Regions from separate parts of the Homo sapiens genome. Here region 2 is linked to region 1. Evidence: chromatin loops called from intact Hi-C (ENCODE). Cell type or tissue: tibial artery. All regions are shown on one strand. Links, peaks and the distances in the headings refer to the core of each region. The heading gives the core; the rest is flanking DNA. Region 1 overlaps LOC107985580 (a long non-coding RNA gene). Region 2 holds the start of ZNF70 (zinc finger protein 70).

What was found. A loop is a pair of places that touch in the nucleus more often than their neighbours do. Peaks named below come from ENCODE experiments on the same cell type or tissue, not always from the same donor. Only the 100,000 strongest peaks of a DNase experiment are listed, where the experiment ranks them.
Region 2: it touches region 1 in a loop (3-fold over the local background); 4 of 110 quality-filtered maps call a loop at or near these places.

Annotation. Positions count from the first base shown.
Region 1 is chr22:23,515,974-23,527,072 of GRCh38, reverse strand. LOC107985580 (a long non-coding RNA gene) reads left to right here. Exons shown (of 3, transcript XR_001755452.2): 3 at 1-1,137. Among named protein-coding and RNA genes, the nearest start is that of LINC02557, 8.2 kb to the right of the region's middle. RefSeq lists enhancers at 3,454-4,019, 4,020-4,586 and a silencer at 4,932-5,291. In tibial artery, for the core only: a CTCF peak has its summit at 5,195; a DNase peak (open chromatin) is centred at 5,022; H3K4me3 peaks cover 2,376 bases; H3K27ac peaks cover 2,500 bases.
Region 2 is chr22:23,745,570-23,753,291 of GRCh38, reverse strand. ZNF70 (zinc finger protein 70) reads left to right here and starts at 2,180. Exons shown (of 2, transcript NM_021916.4): 1 at 2,180-2,581. It overlaps VPREB3 (V-set pre-B cell surrogate light chain 3), which reads left to right. Exons shown (of 2, transcript NM_013378.3): 2 at 94-549. The coding sequence ends at 416. RefSeq lists enhancers at 1-394, 905-964, 1,805-1,864, 1,747-2,422, 6,962-7,462 and 1 more and a silencer at 2,015-2,464. In tibial artery, for the core only: no CTCF peak of the experiment used is centred there; DNase peaks (open chromatin) are centred at 1,721, 2,201, 2,471, 3,291 and 1 weaker place; H3K4me3 peaks cover 2,043 bases; H3K27ac peaks cover 2,131 bases.

The DNA.
Region 1 (11,099 bases), core at 4,046-6,545:
TATCTCCATGGTGCCCAGATGGAGGGAGAAGGGAGGTACTTGCTGTTCTTCCAGAAAATACGGTCCAGACTCACTCTGCATTTGTGGAGGACCTGCTCATGCTCTGGGCAACTCAAAGACGTGCGGATCGTGGTCCCTACCCTCCAGGAGGTTTCTGGCAGCAAGGAGGGGCCAGAGACAAGCACTGACTTAGCTGTGTATAAAAATAGCAAGGGCTTGCACATGACAGGGAAAAGTCAGGTGCGGAGGAGCAGGAAGAGCTCTCTCACCCATACCTGCCCCAGCCTCACAGTCCACTCGCCCTGATGCACGCCTTCCTGGCTGAGGCGGCTGGGCTCCCATGTCTCCACCGGGTGCCATCCCAAACTCCCAGAGGCCTGGGGCTGAGCCGCTCCCTCCACAAACCCAGGTCTCAACCAGTGGCTGGCAGAGATTAGAGGGCTAGCCCAGACCTCACCGCTGGTGGCTGGTCTGGCAGAGCTTCAGAAGGGTGCAGAAAGGACACTAACTTGGCAATAGCATCCTGGGATCATCTTTCTCACCTCTCTGCTCCTTCAGTTGACAATCCAACTCTGCTCTCCATTGCAGAGAACAGACTCCGGACCCCCAGAGAGACTATGAACTGACCACTGCAGCCCAAGGAGCACCTGCAGGGTTTAGGGGTCCAGGGCTGAGGCCTAGGACCATCACCATGGCAGTCACTGTCATCTCCATGACTACAATCATCACCTCCATGACCAACCACCATCACCTCCATCATCACCACTGTCATGAGGGAAATTGTGTCCTCCCAAAAAATAGGTTCGGCCAGGCATCATGGCTCATGCCTATAATCCCAGCACTTTGGGAGGTTGAGGTGGGTGGCTCACCTGAGGTCAGGAGTTCCAGACCAGGCTGGCCAAAATGGTGAAACCCCGTCTCTACTGAAAATACAAAAAATTAGCCGGGCGTGGTGACGGGCGCCTGTAATCCCAGCTACTTGAGAGGCTGAGGCATGAGAATTGCTTGTATCCGGGAGGCGGCGGTTGCAGTGAGCCGAGATCACGTCATTGCACTCCAGCCTGGGCAACAAGAGCAAAACTCCGTCTCAAAAAAAATAAATAAATAAAAGACAAAAATGTTAGGTTCAAGTCCTAAGCCCAGTCCCTCAGAATGTGGCTTCGTGTGGTCTTTACAGAGGTAACGTAACCAGGTTAAGGTGAGGTCATTGGGGAGCCCTAATCCAGTAAGACTGAGGTTCCTAGAAAAAGGGGAAAGGTGAACAGACATGCAGAGTGAAGATGATGAGAAGACGGAGGGCGGGAGGATGGGAGGACCGGAGGACAGGAGTGACGCGGTCACATGCCAAGGCTGCCAGAAGCTGGAGTAAGGCCTGGGACCGAGGCTTCCCCGGGGACTTAAGAGGCAACATGGCCCTGCCCACACCCTTACAGTGGACCTCGGGCCTCTGGAACTGTGAGGCGGCTCTAGCAAGTGAATATAACCACCATCAGCATCACCATCACCATCATTGTCTTCATCCTCATCCTCAACACCCCGGTATTCATGTATATAACCACCATCAGCATCACCACCACCATCATTATTATCACCCTGTCCTCATCCTCATTCTCAACACCCCTGTATTCATTTCCTTCCTACGGCTGAGGAACACATCACTACAAACGTGGTGCCTTCAAACAACACAGATGATTCTCTTGCTGTTCTGGAGGCCAAAAGTCTGAGATTGAAGTCAGCAAGGGGATGCTCCCTCCCCAGGCTCGGGGAGGACCCTTCCTGCTACTTCCAGTGTCTGGCAGCTCTAGGTGCTCCTTGGCTTGTGGCTGCATCGCTCCACCCTCTGCCTCTGTCTACACATGGCTTCTCCTCTTCTGTGTAACCTAGGCACTTGTGATGGCATTTAGGCCCCACTTGGGTAATTGAGGGTGACCTCCTCCCAAGATCCATAACTTAAATGACATCAGCAAAGACTCTTTTCCCAAATAACATCGCATTCACAGGTTCCAGGGATTAGGGCGTGGACATATTGGGGGAGGGGGGTGTGCACCGTTTAACCCACTACAACAACCAGCACCACCACCAGCAATGCCATGGTCGCCAGCATCAGTTAAGTTCTAGCAAGTACCAGGTCAGTCCAGGGGCCTCACCTGCATCATGGCCTTTCTTCCTTAAGACAAACTCAGAGCAGGTTCTGTTATTTATTTATTTATTTTTATTTTCTAGATGGAGTCTTGCTCTGTTGCCCAAGCTGGAGCGCAGTGGTGTAATCTCTGCTCACTGCAACCTCTGCCTCCCGGGTTCAAGTAATTCTCTTACCTTAGCCTCCCAGGTAGATGGGATTACAGGTGCCTGCCACCACGTCCGGATAATTTTTGTATTTTTAGTAGAGATGGGGTTTCACCATGTTGGCTAAGTTGGTCTTGAACTCCTGACCTCAAGTGATCCAGCCACCTTGGCCTCCCAAAGTGCTGGGATTACAGGCGTGAACCACCACGCTCAGCCCAGGGTCTGTTATTATCCTCACTGCTTAACACATAAAGAAGCCAAGGCTCTGTGAGAAGAACTTCACTTAGAAGTAAGTATTTGAACGCTGGCAGTCTGGCGTCAGTGGCCCCTGCCTAACCATGGTTGTCCTGCCCCCAGCCCCAAACTTGATCATACAGATAATTCCACAGATGAAAGAGTGGGGTGACCAGCACCTGAATAGGAGGCACAGCGCTATGGTCCCATCTAGGCTCTACCACCAGCTGGTGACACATCTTAGCCCCATCTCTTTCCCCTTTCTGGGCCTCAATTTGCCCAACTGTAAAACAAGAAGGGGGGTAGTTGGTCTGGGTAATCTCCGAAGTCCTTCCAGATCTGGGGTTCTGCAACACTGGGTGTCTACTGTCATTTCTGTCGCAAACACTGCCCAGGGTCCCGACTCTCACATCAGCTAAACCCTCTAAACCCACCATCAGCTGCCAGAGAGTTCTGCTTGGACCGTTAGCCTGTGGGGTGAGTGCTGGTGACTGGGAGTGGAGGGGGGTATCGGCTTGCCTGATGCCTCCCAGTATCTCAGGGCTGGGAACCTCGGTCTTATACTCTACAAGACCTGGGGTAGGGTTGGGGGTGGGATGGGGGTGGCGGATGCTCTTTCTTCTTGGAACCCTGACTTTTGGTTCACACATTCAGGGAGGGCTGTGCAGCTGCGAGCGGCTGGTGCTGGGAACAGGGCTGAAAATTACTTTTTTTGCAAGGGCAAAGGCCTCCGTAACCAAAGGCTAACCGCATGCCCTTGGAAGAGAAGAACAAAAAGAAAACATGAAACAGGCTGAAGGGATCTCTGAAAGTTGTTTCCAAAACCTGGGTTGTTCACTAGGAGTTGTTTGTAAGTATAAACATTTTTTTATTTTTATTTTTTGAGACAGAGTCTTGTTCTGTCACTCAGGCTGGAGTGCAGTGGCACGATCTCGGCTCACTGCAACCTCTGCCTCCCAGGTTCAAATGATTCTCATGCCTCAGCCTCCCGTAGCTGGAATTACAGGTGTGTGCCACCACGCCTAATTTTTGTATTTTCAGTAGAGACTGGGTTTCACCGTGTTGACCACGCTGGTTTCGAACTCCAGGCCTCAAGTGATCCTCCTGCCTCAGCCTCCCAAATTGCTGGATTACAGGCAGGCTGCGCCTGGCCAATTTATTTTTTTTTTAATCCATGTTATGGCGTGTACTGCAGAGGCCTTTTTCCTCTGGCTTCCCTGTCCAGAGCAGCAACTGTTTGCATTGAGCTGATAATGTCCAAGAGTGGGGAGCTAAGTTAGGGAGAGAATCACAAACTTTAATTAGCAGGATGAGATTAACATCCCAGCAGGGGCTTGAGGGTGGGGGGCGTCCTTCAGGCCCATCTGATCCCAGTGGAGACCTCCCCACAAGCCCCCGAATCCTGGGACACTGAAAGCCAGGCGCCTTTGAGGGTGGAGGGAGGCCACCCGCCTCCCCACCTGGCCAGAAATCACACGCCCCGCAGCCTGCCCTGGCTTGGTTCAGCAGGGCCCAGAATGTCCTGGTCTTTATCTGGTTCAGTTTTAAGTGCTTCCAACGGCAGCGAAGCTGTTCCACCACGGTCCCCAGGAAATTGGTCCATGTAGGACCGAGCCTTCCCGAGAATGAAGTCATCTGTGCCGTTTTTATTTTTTGTTGCCTTTCTCCTACAACGGGAGAGTCACTGGTCCTCTGCAGGTCCCTCCCCGCGGCAACGCACCCAGCCGCGGGGCCCGGCCGGGCTGGTGGGGGAAGGGGCGAGGAGCAGGGCCCCGGGGTGCACGGTCGCCCGACGCCCCCTGCCCGCGCCCCAGCCCGGCCCCCGCCCTCCGCGGCCTGAAGGTGAGCTCCCGGGGGAGACCCCCGCGCCCGGCACAGCCTGCTGGGCAAACAGTAACAGTAAATAACGCTCCCTTGTCAACGTAATAGAAACAGAAACGGTTACAATGTTTCTTTTTCTTTTTTTTGTTTTTTGTTTTTTCTTTTTTTTTTTTGAGATGGAGTCTCACTCTGTCGCCCAGGCTGGAGTGCAGTGGCGCGATCTCGGCTCACTGCAAGCTCTGCCTCCAGGGTTCACACCATTCTCCTGCCTCAGCCTCCCGAGTAGCTGGGACTACAGGCGCCCGCCACCATGCCCGGCTAATTTTTGTATTTTTAGTAGAGGCCGGGTTTCACTGTGTTAGCCAGGATGGTCTGGATTTCCTGACCTTGTAATCCACCCGCCTCGGCCTCCCAGAGTGCTGGGATGACAGGCGTGAGCCACCGCGCCCGGCGGTTACAATGTTTTTTAATAAGCACACCCCATCAATCTCCCTCCCGGGCCCTGGGCACCGGGGAGGAGGGGTAAGGGTGGGGGGCACCGGGGCTCGCTGCTTGGGGGGCCCAGGATACAGGCGGAGGACGCCCGGGAAAAGAGGGGAAAACACAGCAAGTGAGAGACGAGGGGGCTCGAGCGGCCAGGGTCAGGCGAGCTAGCGGAGCCGGAAAGCGGCCGCAGAGAGTAACATCGTTGCCATAGCGACGTGCCCGCGAGGAACAGCGGCCAAGGCGCCCGCACCGCCCGGCCCCTCCCACCAGCCCGTTGCCACGGAGACCGGGCCGGAGTGGCGCCGCGCTGTCTGCCGCGGCCTCCGGCGCCCCGACCTGCGCATTCGCAGCGGGACCTTGGGGGGCGCCGTGGGAGTGCCCTGGCGCCGCGCCGCGCCGGGGCCATCCGGACCCCTAGGCCTATTCCCGCCGCCTGCTCGGGTGGTGGTGGGGGGAGGGAAAAGACAAACTGTTCTTTGTTTGCCTTTGGAAAGCCGGCCTGCCTTTGTTCCGGGCGGGTTCGTTGGTTTCCAGGCGTTGAAGGCTGGGAGAGGAGGGGGTAGGGATCCCGGCCCAGCGGTCCCAGACGTTTTCGGAACTACAGACCCTGGGCTCAGCGCGGGGTCGCCGAGGGGACGCGGGCCACCAGCCCTATCCTCCGGAGCTCAGGCGCAGTCCAGGCTTCCCAGGCCCCGGGGCTGCCCTCCCGGAGCCTGACCTCCCCTGGGGGTGGGGGTGCTGCCCTGGGGCCCCCTTCCTGGGTTTCCTGGTCCTTCTGTCCACGTATCTCACTCCCCCATTGAACCGGCAAAGAGCACAAAGCAGAAAAGACATCCTTGCCGCCCCAGGCTCCCCCATCTAGCAGAAAACTCTGAAACAGTCCTCACCCCTCCCAAAGTTGAGAGAAACGTGGATGTTCCATAAACAAAACCCGCCCTCCAGCAGCATGTTTAAGTGGAGGCGACCTCGCGTGGGTGTGCGTGTGTGTATGTGTGCGTGTCTGCGTGCGCCGGGGACGCGCGATCATCTCTCAGGCTGTTTGTGGATAATTTTTTTCTCTAGATTTTGTTTGTTTTTAATAAGGATCAGAGGTCTGGGCTGTGGGGAAGGGGCAAGGGTCATCTCGGATGGCCAGGCCGGGAGGTACCAGGGGGACAGGTCTCCGGGCCTGGCCTGCCGAGCGAGGCGGGATCCGGAGCCGCCCCATCTGGCCCTACTCCCGGCAGTGGCTGGTGGGAGTCAGTGGGGACCGGCTCCGTGGGCTGCTCCTGGGGTATGGCCCCAGAGAGGAGCCAAGCCAAAGAATACGATTTCTCTCCCCTGCACAGGGCAGCTGTCATTTCCCCGGCCCCTGTCCTGGCCATAAGGGCCAAGAGAGAAGGCAAGCAGAGTGGCTCGGGTCTCTGGGGCTTTCTACACTGGAAAGGGAGGTTTTTGTTTTTTTGTACAAGGCAGACTTCAACTTTCAGCGAGCAGGCTGACCAGATGGGAATGTAGGGAGGGTGTGCGGGGAAAGGGGACCCCCCTGCTTCAAACTACCTCCCTGCCATCATTGCCTACCAGCCTGGGCCCCCACTGCGGCCCTGTGCTGGCTGAAGGGAGGGAGGGGCTGGGGCTGATGTTTCTTCTTTCCTACTCCCTCCTTCTTTCTAGATGTGAGAAAGGAACCCCGCCCTGTAGGGGAAGCTTGTCTGGTGTCCAGAAGACTTAGGGTCCATGGGCCGGGTGTGGTGGCTCAAGCCTGTAATCCCAGCACTTTGGGAGGCCGAGGAGGGCAGATCACGAGGTCAGGATATCGAGACCATCCTGGCTAACACGGTGAAACCCCGTCTCTACTAAAAAATACGAAAACTTAGCCGGGTTGCGGGGTGGCGGGCACCTATAGTCCCAGCTACTCGGGAGGCTGAGGCAGGAGAATCGCTTGAACCTGGGAGGCGGAGGTTGCAGTGAGCCGAGATCACGCCATTGCACTCCAACCTCGGCAACAAGAGTGAAACTCCAACCTCGGCAACAAGAGTGAAACTCCATCTCAAAAAAAAGAAAGACTTAGGGTCCACAGTGGCAGTCTGGGTGTTGTATTGCCATCTCTCCTTGAAGGAGAAGATGAACACTTGGTGGGAGGGCGCCTGGGAGCTGTTGCTGCAGTGTAGAGAAGCCCCATCTTGGCCCAGCGGGCAGCAGCCTGTGCTGAGAATGGGGACTCCAGGACCAGAGAGGCCTGGCAGTGGATCCTGGCTCTGCCAAAACCACTGCTTGTGCATCTGGACGACGGGGACAGCGCAGTGCCCCTGTCACAGATGGTGATGGCTCCTGGCGGTGGTGCACAGAAGCTCGTGGCATGGCATCTGGTGCACAGTAGGTGCTAGAACATGGAATCTGTCATTGGAGCTGGTGTGACCCAAGATGGCCACCTTGGGTCTCTGACACTCCGGGGCTGGCTGTGTCCCAGGACAGGTTCATCTTTGGTCAAGCCTCCAGGAAAAGAGCACTGGACTGGGGTCAGGAGAAGCAGAGGCCATGGGTTCTGTCACCAACCAACTGTGTAATCCGACACAAGTCCCTGAGCTGCTTTGAGCCTCAGTCTTCCCATCTTGCAAATGGGGATAATAATCACAACCACCACTGACTGTGAACTTACTCAGTGCCAGGCACTCCACCGAGGCCTGTACATTGCCTTATCTAATTCGACCCTCAAAGCAACCAAGTGAGGTAAAGACTAGATCCCAGTTTCACAGATGAAGGGACAGAGCCTCAGAGAAGTGAAGCCACATGCTGGGGACACACAGCTGGAAGGTGGTGCAGTCTCCATCACACACCCCTGAGAGCGAGTGTCCAGCTGCTGCTCCTGTCTCTGTTGTTCCCCCGCTCTTCCTGCTCACCTCCTGTACTTTTTGGTGGCTCAGGCCACAGCCCTCCCTTTGTATTTGAACCCTTGGATCCAGCCATTGTGGAATCTTCTGAGTCTGGTGGAGATCCAGCCCCCTCAGTGGGAGACATCCTCAGGGGTAGATGGGGGCTTCAGGAAAGCCAGGTGGGCCCCACATGGTCCCCACAGTCAACCCGGCAGCCCCCAGCCGATCTGCCATCCACTGAGTCTCCCCCTGCCGTTTACACCGAAGGGTTGGGGTTCCTAACCCACCCAGGTGGACGCGTGGCCTCCAGATGGTGCAGTTAATCCCGCTGGAAGCCGTACATCAGCGTGATTGTCCCAGCTTCCCTTCTCCTCCCCTCCTCCGCGCTGTCACCTCTGAGGAGCTAGTGGGAGAAGCGCCCCTCCAGCCCCCCGCTCCCGTCCCAGGCTTTGTTCCTGCTCAGTAGCCGGAACAGGAAGTGGCCCAGTCACGGTCTCCATAGCCCATGTTTGAATCTCAGCCCTGTCACTGCCCAGCACGGTGGCTTTGGCCAAGCATTTCATCTCCTGTTATCCTGTTTCCTCATCCATGAAATAGGGTGGGTCACAGCGCCTCCCTGATCCCAAAGATGGGGGCTGCTGTGTATGAGCGCTCCACCGTGGACCTGGCTCCCAGGGATCCTGGGATATGTAACAAGTGCTTACTTTGGGCTAGGTGTTGTAAATGCTTTAGCTCAGCAAATCCTCAAACAAGCACGTTAATGACCCTGTTTTATAGGTGGAGAAGCCGCCACTCCGAGAAGGGAAGTAAGTTGCCCAAGGCCACACAGCCAATTAGCAGAAGAACTGGGATTAAACCAGGCAGGCCTGTGCAGCTCTAAAGACCTCGCTGTAACCTTAGGTTCCTGGCCCTCCCTACTGAGCTCCTCTGAGGCTACCAAACCAGTGTCTGCAGTGACAGCATCTTTAGCCTTCCCTGGGGCTGCTGGGCTAATAGGGCCTTAATAAAGCCAGCAGAGGCATCTGCAGCTTTGCAGGGCAGGAGCTGAGGGGCCTGGTGCAGAAGATGTGTCCTGATGAAAATATCAGGTGGGGAGGGGGAGGGGACCATGGGGTGAGCCGCCTGCTCATGTCTCCAGCTTCCTGACCTCTGTGGCTGAGTCACTGGAAGCCTCCAGGTGCAGGGGACAATCAATTCCATCACTCATTCCATCCATGTTGGCTTACTTCCTTTCATCCATCCATCCATCCATCCATCCATCCATCCATCCTCCCAATCACTCATCCTCCCTCCCGTGCTGCCATGCATCCACCCATCCATGAATCCACTCAGCTACCCATTCCTTCCCTCCTTTCCTCCTTTCATTCTCTCCTTCCTTCTGCCCATCTGTCCATCCAGTGTTTACTGAGCACCTATCTTGAGCCAAGCCTTATGTGACGTGCCCAGGTTCCTCCCTCTGAGGGACTCACATTCTCAAAAGGATGCAAAACAACTAACCCCAAGTGCCCAGGGCCCTAGGAGAGGAGAGGGCATCTCAGGGGCTCTGACACTGGGCTCTGCACACCTTCCTCAGCCAAGGCCGCCAGGTGACCTTGGGCCGATCACACTCCCTGGGGACCTCTCTTCTACATATTCAAAAAAGGGTGTGCTTGTCCATTCGGCTGTTATGACAAAATACCTTAGACTGGGTTATTTATAAACAAATTTATTGTTCACAGTTCTGGAGGCTGGGAAATCCAAGATGAATGTGCCTGCAGATTCGGTGTCTGATGAGGGCCGTTTCCTCATAGATGCCTTATAGCCTTGTCCTCACGTGGTGGAAGGGGTGAGCAGGCTCCCCAGGCCTCTTGCCTAAGAGCATGAATTCCATTCATGAGGATAGAGCCCTCATGACCTAATCACCTCCCAGAAGCCTCACCTCTTTTTTTTTTTTTTTTTTTTGAGACGGAGTCTCACTCTGTTGCCCAGGCTGGAGTGCAGTGGCGCGATCTCAGCTCACTGCAAGCTCCACCTCCCGGGTTCACACCATTCTCCTGCCTCAGCCTCCCCAGTAGCTGGGACTACAGGCGCCCCCCCACCATGCCTGGCTAATTTTTTGTATTTTTAGTAGAGATGGGGTTTCACCGTGTTAGCCAGGATGGTCTTGATCTCCTGACCTCGTGATCCACCCACTTCGGCCTCCCAAAGTGCTGGGATTACAGGCGTGAGCCATTGCCCCAGGCCAGAATCCTCACCTTTTAATACACATTGCAGATAATGGTGTTTTTTTGTTTTGGTTTGGTTTGGTTTGGTTTTTGTTTGTTTGTTTTGAGACAGGGTCTCCCTCTGTCACCCAGGCTGCAGTGCAGTGACCTCATCTTGACTCACTACAGTCTCGGCCTCCCAGGTTCAAGCAATCCTCCCTCCTCAGCTTCCCGAGTAGCTGAGATTACAGGTATGTGCCACCACACCTGGCTAATTTTTGCATTTTTTGTAGAGACGGGGTTTCACCATGTTGGCCAGGCTGGTCTGGAACTCCTGACCTCAGGTGATCCACCCGCCTCAGCCTCCCAAGGTGCTGGGATTACAGGCATGAGCCACCAAGCTTGACGCAGATTATGTCTTGACATACGAATTTTGGGGGGAGGGGGGTCAGGTCATGGTAAATGTGGTGCATTGTGATGTCTCCTATTCTGTATTTCTACAATCCCAAACAGGTGAGTAAGAACCCAACTAACTACTCCCCCGAGCACCCATTCCCACCCCGGCCTCTGGGATCTGCCTCCAACACCTGCAGGTTCCCCAGATTGAGGTCCAGGTCCGCTCCAATTGACCCAGACAAGCTGCGGTGGGACCTGGCAGAGGTGGGGGCCGGGGCAGAGCACTGGACTCAGAAGCAAGAGGCCAGGGGCGGGGTCTGGCTCTGTCCTGTGATGTGTGACCCTGAGGAAATGGCATTCCAGAGCTCAGATGAAATACCTTAGAGACTCGGGAAATGTCAGCTGTTGGGGGCATTACTGTTATAATTATTGCTGTCATATTGTTGCTACAAAAGAAGCTGGTTAGAGCCACTGGCTTTGGGAGGCATCGTTCATTCGGTGGTTACCACTCGTTCACCCACTCACTCAATAAAAATTTATTACTGTGGCTGGGCATGGTGGCTCACACCTGTAATCTCAGCACCTTGGGAGGCCGAGGCGGGCGGATCACCTGAGGTCAGGAGTTCGAGACCAGCCTGGCCAACATGGTGAAACCCTGTTTCTACTAAAAATACAAAAATTAGCCAGGCATGGTGGCGGGCACCTGTAATCCCAGCTATTTGGGAGGCTGAGGCAGGAGAATCGCTTGAACCCTGGAAGCCGAGGTTGCAGTGAGCTGAGATTGTGCCATTGCACTCCAGCCTGAGCAACCAGAGCAAAACTCTGTCTCAAAAAAAAAAAA
Region 2 (7,722 bases), core at 858-3,357, 230 kb before region 1:
TGGGACTGGGAGTCTCCATGGAGTCCAACCAAGCCTTCACAGGGCAGGGGTGGGAGGGAAGGGGCTCAGGCTGAGTGGGTTTGTGTCTCGCAGTTTCCCAGACAGTCCTGGCCCAGCTGGATGCACTGCTGGTCTTCCCAGGCCAAGTGGCTCAACTCTCCTGCACGCTCAGCCCCCAGCACGTCACCATCAGGGACTACGGTGTGTCCTGGTACCAGCAGCGGGCAGGCAGTGCCCCTCGATATCTCCTCTACTACCGCTCGGAGGAGGATCACCACCGGCCTGCTGACATCCCCGATCGATTCTCGGCAGCCAAGGATGAGGCCCACAATGCCTGTGTCCTCACCATTAGTCCCGTGCAGCCTGAAGACGACGCGGATTACTACTGCTCTGTTGGCTACGGCTTTAGTCCCTAGGGGTGGGGTGTGAGATGGGTGCCTCCCCTCTGCCTCCCATTTCTGCCCCTGACCTTGGGTCCCTTTTAAACTTTCTCTGAGCCTTGCTTCCCCTCTGTAAAATGGGTTAATAATATTCAACATGTCAACAACAGCTATTGTGAGGGTCATAAGATCCTGGCTGAGAAAAATGACTGTGGTGGGTCTGGGAGTCGAAGACCCACTCCTGGGGTGGGGAGCAGTGTGCGGGGGAATGGGGATTCTGGGGACTGTTGTCAAAGAGGAAGCACCTGAGACTATTGGGGCATGGCCCAGACTCCCCCACCATGGCCCCCTGGGGGCTCAAACTGGTAGCCTGACCTTCCTGTGACCTGAGGAGCCGGAGGGAGAAAAAGGAACCAGCCCTTGCCGCCCCCAACTCTGCATGGCTGGTTATGGTCCAAGGGTTATGGCTCTAGGGTGGCTGGTCCCCATGGAGCTCAGGCTGTTGGCTTGGGGAGGGGCAGCCACTGCCTACCCCTTGGAGTCTGTGCCCAAGGCCCGACAGAGCATTAATGGGGCAGGAAGGCAGGTGTGTGTGGGTAGCATTGGAGGCACTCGAGCGCCAAGGCTGAGGGTGCTGAAGGCAGGTGGGCGGCTGGGGCAGAATCCTTTTTCCCAGGGACAGTGTGTTCTCCTGATGTCCTGTGATTGGGCCAAGGTCTGCGGAGGGAAGCTCTCCCACAAGCTGGGCAGCTGCACCTGAGGGGGGGGTGTCATGGGCAGAACACTGGGTGGAGGGGCCAGTCTTGCCATCAGCAGCAAGGAGGGGGCGGAGATTCCTTTTCTTTTTTTTTTTTTTGTTTTTTGAGATGGAGTCTCGCTCTGTCGCCCAGGCTGGAGTGCAATGGCACTATCTTGGCTCACTGCAACCTCCGCCTCTCAGGGTCAAACGATTCTCCTGTCTCAGTAGCTGGGATTACAGGCGCTTGTCACCACTCCCGGATAATTTTTAGTAGAAACAGGGTTTCACCATGTTGGTCTGGCTGAGTCTCGAACTCCTGACCTCGTGATCCACCCGCCTCCGCCTCCCAAAATGCTGGGATTAAAGGCGTGAGCCACCGCGCCCGGCCAAGGGGGCGGCCATTTCAAGAACACATTCCTCTTCCCTCCCGGTGCGCCTGAGAGGAGGCGCTTCATGTCGAAGTCAGCCCTGGGATGCAGAGAGTTGGGGGGCTCAGGGTCCTGGGATGGTCTCGCAGACACTCCTAGTTCTTCGCCTGCCCCTTCTCATCTCTATTTCTGTGGGGGCGGGGAGGGCAGACAGGAACAGGGCTACCCTTGAAGCAGGTTGGGGGAGGGGGATCCTAACAGGACCCCGGTGCCTGTGGACAGTGACAGGGTCGACAGCTCTGGGGCTCCACTCTCCTTTCCCTGAAGACCCCAGCTGCCTCAGTGGCTTCTGGCTTGCACCCAGCACCAGCGCAGATGCCCCGAGTGCCGGCGGCTCGAGGTCGGCCCGCCCGTCCGGACCTGTTTCCTCCTCTGCTCTCCTGCCAACGCCTGCCCATCTCTGTTTCCCCCACGTCCAGCACGCGCTTCGGGGACGGCCAGAGCCACCATGCCGACTGGAGAGACTCTCCTGATTCGGGTCCTTGTGTCCCGGGGCCCGGGCGGCTTCGCGCGGCGACAACCGGCGCGGTGGGACCACCGAGACGCCGGGACCTCCGCGCGGCCTAGAGTGGTCCCGGAAGTGCCCGCGGGCCGGGGGCGGGGCTCTGGGTGCTCGGGCGGCCGCGGGCTCCGCGTCAGCAGCTGCTGTGGAGCCAGGCAGCGTCGGCCGCGTCGGCCGCGGGTTGGAGCAGCTCAGGTGCGGCCCCGCCCCGCCCGCCTGCGGCCCCGCCCCGGCCCAGGTGAGCTGCCCCGCCCCGGCCCAGGTGAGTGGCCCCGCGTCCGCCGGTGTGACCTGAGTCCGCCTGACCACCTGTCCCTCCGGTGGCCCTGGGTGTGCGTGTCCCCAATCGCGGGGAAGCCTGTAGGGGCGCCACGTCGCCGCCTGGGCAGCGTGTGCGGGTCCGTGGCAACTCTTGGGCCCCCAGCCAGGAAACCTTGACTGCACTAAGAGTTTGCAGGGTGCCCAGGCCCTAGGGACTCTCTGGAGGATGGGATGACAGATGCAGGAGGACCCGGAGAAGGCCCCGACAGAGGTGGGAAGCATGGAGTTCCAGATCTTTGCATTTTCGGTCCAAAAACACTTATCATGTTGTGGGAGACAGATAAAGGGTTGCCAACTTTTTTCTGAGTGGAGACTTCAGGGTGTAGGGGCTATATAGTGGGAATGGAAAACCTCTACGGAGGGAAGTTTGAGAACACCAGGACTTAATGGGTGGGCGGAGGAAGAGTTGCAATCTAAAGATATCAAGAAAGAGAACTTGGAAGCCATGAAAATTGGGAAGAAAGCGAGGGTGGGGATGGGGTTGGGGGGTAGCTCAAAGCTTTCATGCACCTAGGTAGGCAATGTGGGCGGGTGAAGGGATATTGTCACATCTTCGTTTTTCAAGAGAAAGCCAGAAACCTACTGAGTTTTAAATATTGGTAACTAAGGAAAATGAACAGGAAAAGCCAAACTCTTCGAGAGCCAAACATAACATAGCAGGATCTTCAGGCTGCCAATTTGCAACCTCTGAAATGAAGGGTTTTGAGAAGGAGGTATTGGAGAGCAGTGCCAGATGGGGTGGGAAGGTGAAGACCGAGAAGAGAGGGATTGGCAATAAGGAGGTCATAGAATGCCAGAGCTGAGGTCCCAGCTGAAATCGGAAACTCGAAATTTGTCGTGGTGCCATACATAGTTGTATGATTTTTCTTGGCAACATTTAACAACTTAGGAGGAACTGGCCGAGAAGACTGGGACTTAGCGGCTAGTTGCAGCCGGACGAGGAGGTGAGGAGCATGGTGCTAGAGCGTGAGAGTTGAAGTGATGCGCATAGTATGGAGAGTCTAAGCTGGATGGAGAAGGGGTGGAGCTAGAAAAGGAGAACTACAGTAAAAATGGCTTGGATTTCATGAGGTCGAAAAGCACAAATTGAGTGAGAGAGCTGGAAGAGTTGGAGATTATGGGTTGCTGAAGAGGAGGGGGAGGGTGAGAGGAGTTGAAGTGATCAAAGAATTTTTGAAAATACTTTAGGGCTGGGCGAGGGGGCTCACGCCTATAATACCAGCACTTTCGGAGGCCAAAATGGGTGGATCGCATGAGCTCAGAAATTCGAGACCAGTCTGCACAACATGGCGAAAACCCATCTCTACAAAAAATACAAAAATTAGCCAGGTGTGGCACGTGCCTGTAGAGCCTGTATTCCCAGCTACTTTTTTTTTTTTTTTTTTTTTTTTTTTGAGACGGAGTCTCGTCCTGTCGCCCAGCCTGGAGTGCAGTGGCGCGATCTCGGCTCACTGCAAGCTCCGCCTCCTGGGTTCACGCCATTCTCCTGCCTCAGCCTCCCAAGTAGCTGGGACTACAGGCACCTGCCACCACGGCCGGCTTTTTTTTTTTTTTTTTTTTTTTTTTTTTTTTTGAGATGGAGTCTCGCTCTGTTACCCAGGCTAGAGTGCAGTGGCGCGATCTCGGCTCACTGCAACCTCCGCCCCCCAGGTTCAAGCGATTCTCCTGCCTCAGCCTCCCGGAGTAGCTGGGATTACAGACGCGCTGTAATTTTTGTAATTTTAGTAGAGACGGGGTTTCACCATCTTGGCCAGGCTGGTCTTGAACTCCTGACCTCATGATCCACCCACCTCGGCCTCCCAAAGTGCTGGGATTAGAGGCGTGAGCCACCGCGTCCGGCCTTTTTTGTATTTTTAATAGAGACAGGGTTTCACCGTGTTAGCCAGGATGGTGTCCTAGCTACTTAAGAGGCTGAGATAGGAGAATCACTTGAACCCAGGAGCCAGAGGTTCCAGTGAGCTGTAATCACACTACTGCACTCCATTCTGGAAAAAGAAAATACTTTAGTTCAGTGCTCTTTTTTTTTTATATCCAGTCGGTCTATTGGCTGAAAAATCATTTAAAAAAATCATTTCTGGGCTGGGCGTGGTGGCTCACACCTGTAATCCCAGCACTTTGGGATGCCAAGGTGGGCGGATCACCTGAGGTCAGGAGTTCGAGACCAGCCTGGCCAACATAGTGAAACCCCATCTCTACTAAAAATACAAAAATTATCCGGGCCTGGTGGCGGGTGCCTGTAATCCCAGCTATTCAGGAGGGTGAGGCAGGAGAATTGCTTGAACCCAGGAGGCAGAGGTTGCAGTGAGCCGAGATTGGGCCATTGCACTCCTGGCTGGGCAACAAGAGTGAGACTCCACCTCAAAAAAAAAAAAAAATCATTTCTGCTGGGCATGGTGGCTCATGCCTGTAATCCAGCACTTTGGGAGGCAGAGGTGGGAGGACTGCTTGAGCCCAGGAGTTCAAGACCAGCCTGGGCAACATAATATTATCTCATCTCTACAGAAAAATTAAAAAATTAGCTGGATGTGTTGATATGCCCCTGTAGTCCCAGCTACTTGAGAGGCTGAGGTTGGAGGATCAGTTGAGCCGGGGAGGTCAAGGCTGCAGTGAGCTGTGATTCTACTCCTGCACTCCAGCCTGGGTGACAGAGTGAGACCCTGTCTCAAAAAAAATTTTTTTTTCCAAGTAGAAATGAGTTCTGTTATGACTGTTCTGATTAATTTAGTTTTTTTTTTTTTTCTGAGGCAGTTACTCTCTAGATGCAGTATAAGGATAATTGTGCCTTTGTATAGAGTTGTGAAGATTAAATGAGGTGCCTTGAAGGACCTATTAGTGCCTAGCACAGAGTAGGTGCTCAGTGAATATGAGCTGTTGCTATCATTATTGTGTCACCTGAAGACTTTGCCTTTATCTAGCACAGAAGTTTCTGAATAGGGCTCTTTGGGGCTTCCTCAGGGGCCACATCTGGGAGGGGGAGTGCTGAGTGGGCTGTTCTAGCTTCCTTCCTTGTCCCTGCTAACGCGCCCTCCTTCAACTGGAGCAGCTCTGCTTTTGTCTGTTTTATTTTATTTTTATTTTTATTTATTTATTTATTTTTTGAGACGGAGTCTCACTCTGTTGCCCAGGCTGGTGTGCAGTGGCATGATCTCGCAAGCTCTGCCTCCTGAGTTCACGCCATTCTCCTGCCTCAGCCTCCCGAGTAGCTGGGACTACAGGCACCTGCCACCACGCCTGGCTAATTTTTTTGTATTTCTAGTAGAGATGGGGTTTCACCGTGTTAGCCAGGATGGTCTCGATCTCGTGACCTCGTGATCTGCCCACCTCGGCTTCCCAAAGTGCTGGGATTACAGGTGTGAGCCACCGCGCCCGGACTTGTCTGTTTTATTTATTTATGTCTCCTAGACCAGTGATCCCCAACCTTTTTGGCATCAGGGACCAGTTTTGCAGAAGACAATTTTTCCATGAATGGGTGGGGGACATGGGGGATGGTTTTGAGATGAAACTGTTCCACCTCAGATCATCAGGTGTTAGATTCTCATAAAGAGTGCACAACCAAATCCCTCGTATGCACAGTTTACGATAGGGTTCCAGTTCCTATGAGAATCTAATGCCACTGCTCATCTGACAGGAGGCAGAGTTCAGGCTGTAATGCTCGCTCACCTTCCGCTCACCTCCTGCTATGCGGCCTGGTTCCTAACAGGCCACAGACTGGTGCCTGTCCCCCACTCTGGGGGTTGGGGACCCCTGTCCTAGACAGTTGACTTATTTGACTAAAGTGTTCTTTGACCAAAAAAAGTGACAGTTCTAGAAAAACAAATGGCTTTTCCTCCATTTGATAATTTATTCAACAACTGTGTACATTGGGATTGTGCTTTTGTGCTGGGGGCTGGGGATTCTGAAATGAAGGAGCACAGTATTTGCCCTTAGGGAATTTTCAAGCTAACGATGGGGGCCTGAGATGGTCAAGAACCTGAGGGTGCAGAGAAAAAGGGACATTTGGACGAGTCCTGAAGGATGAGCAAGTGGCAGTCTGAGAATGGTCCTTACCTGTTAGGACCAGACAACAGCAGTGCAAATTAGTCATTGAGCTGGAAAATTAGAAGTGTTGGGGGGACCAGCCTGGGCAATACAGTGTGACCTCATCTCTACAAAAAGAAAGAATTAAAAAAATTAGCAGAGTGTGGTGGCATACACTTGCAGTCCCAGGAGGCTGAGGTGGGAGGATCACTTGAGCCTGGGAGGCAGAGGTTGCAGTGAGCCAAGATCACACCACTATACTCCAGCCTGGGCAACGGGCAAGAGCCTATCTCAAATAAAAAAGAAGAGGTGTATGGGGCAGACAGACAGGAGATGGATTGGAAGGGCCAGGTGTGAAGGAGTTGGGCTGTCACAAGATCCTAAGAAGGGAACCACCAGGCCAGGCATGGTGGCTCACGCCTGTAATCCCAGCACTTTGGGAGGCCAAGGCAGGCAGATCACTTGAGATCAGAAGTTTGAGACCAGCCTGGCCAACATGGTGAATCCCGGTCTCTACTAAAAATACAAAAATTAGCCAAGAATGGTGGTGGGCGCTTGTAATCCCAGCTACTCGGGAGGCCAAGGCAGGAGAATCACTTGAAGTTGGAAGGCAGAGGTTGCAGTGATCCAAGATCGTGCCACTGCACTCCAGCCTGGGTGAAAGAGTGAAACTCCATCTCAAAAAAAAAAAAAAAAAAAAAAAGGGAACCACCATAATCAGGCTTATGTTTTGGATATTTGACTCCATTGTTAGTGTAGGGCATGCACCAGAGGGAGAGGAGGAAGCCGGAGGTCAGCAGCTAGTTTGGAGGCCAGCCCTGAAAAGATCCCAGGAGGTAGCTCTGAAGCCTGAGCTGCAGAGTGGCAGTGAGGACTGAGAGACAGAGACGCTGCCCATGCAGCCTCAGGAAGTAGATAAGAGGGGACCGGTCGGGTGAGAATAAGAGCGGTTATGCTGACTCCCAGGTTGGGGCACCTGGCTGGAGGGAGTGCGACTGGAGGGTAGAGGGAAGAGCTCTCTTTCTCTTTCCCAGCAAAACCTGCCCCCAATGTCACCCAGTAGCTGGAGTCTTGCTCCTTTTCTGCAATGGCCCCACTTCCTGGTTGTTGTTGCTGTTGTTGTTGTTGTTGTTTGAGATAGAGTCTCGCTTTGTTGCCCACGTTGGAGTGCAGTGGGCTGATCTCCGCTCACTGCAATCTCTGCCTCCCAGGTTCAAGCGAGTCTCCTGCCTCAGCCTCCCTAGTAGCTGGGATTACAGGCACCCACCACCACACCCAGCTAATTGTTTTGTATTTTTAGTGGAGACCGGGTTTCACCATGTGACCAGGCTGGTT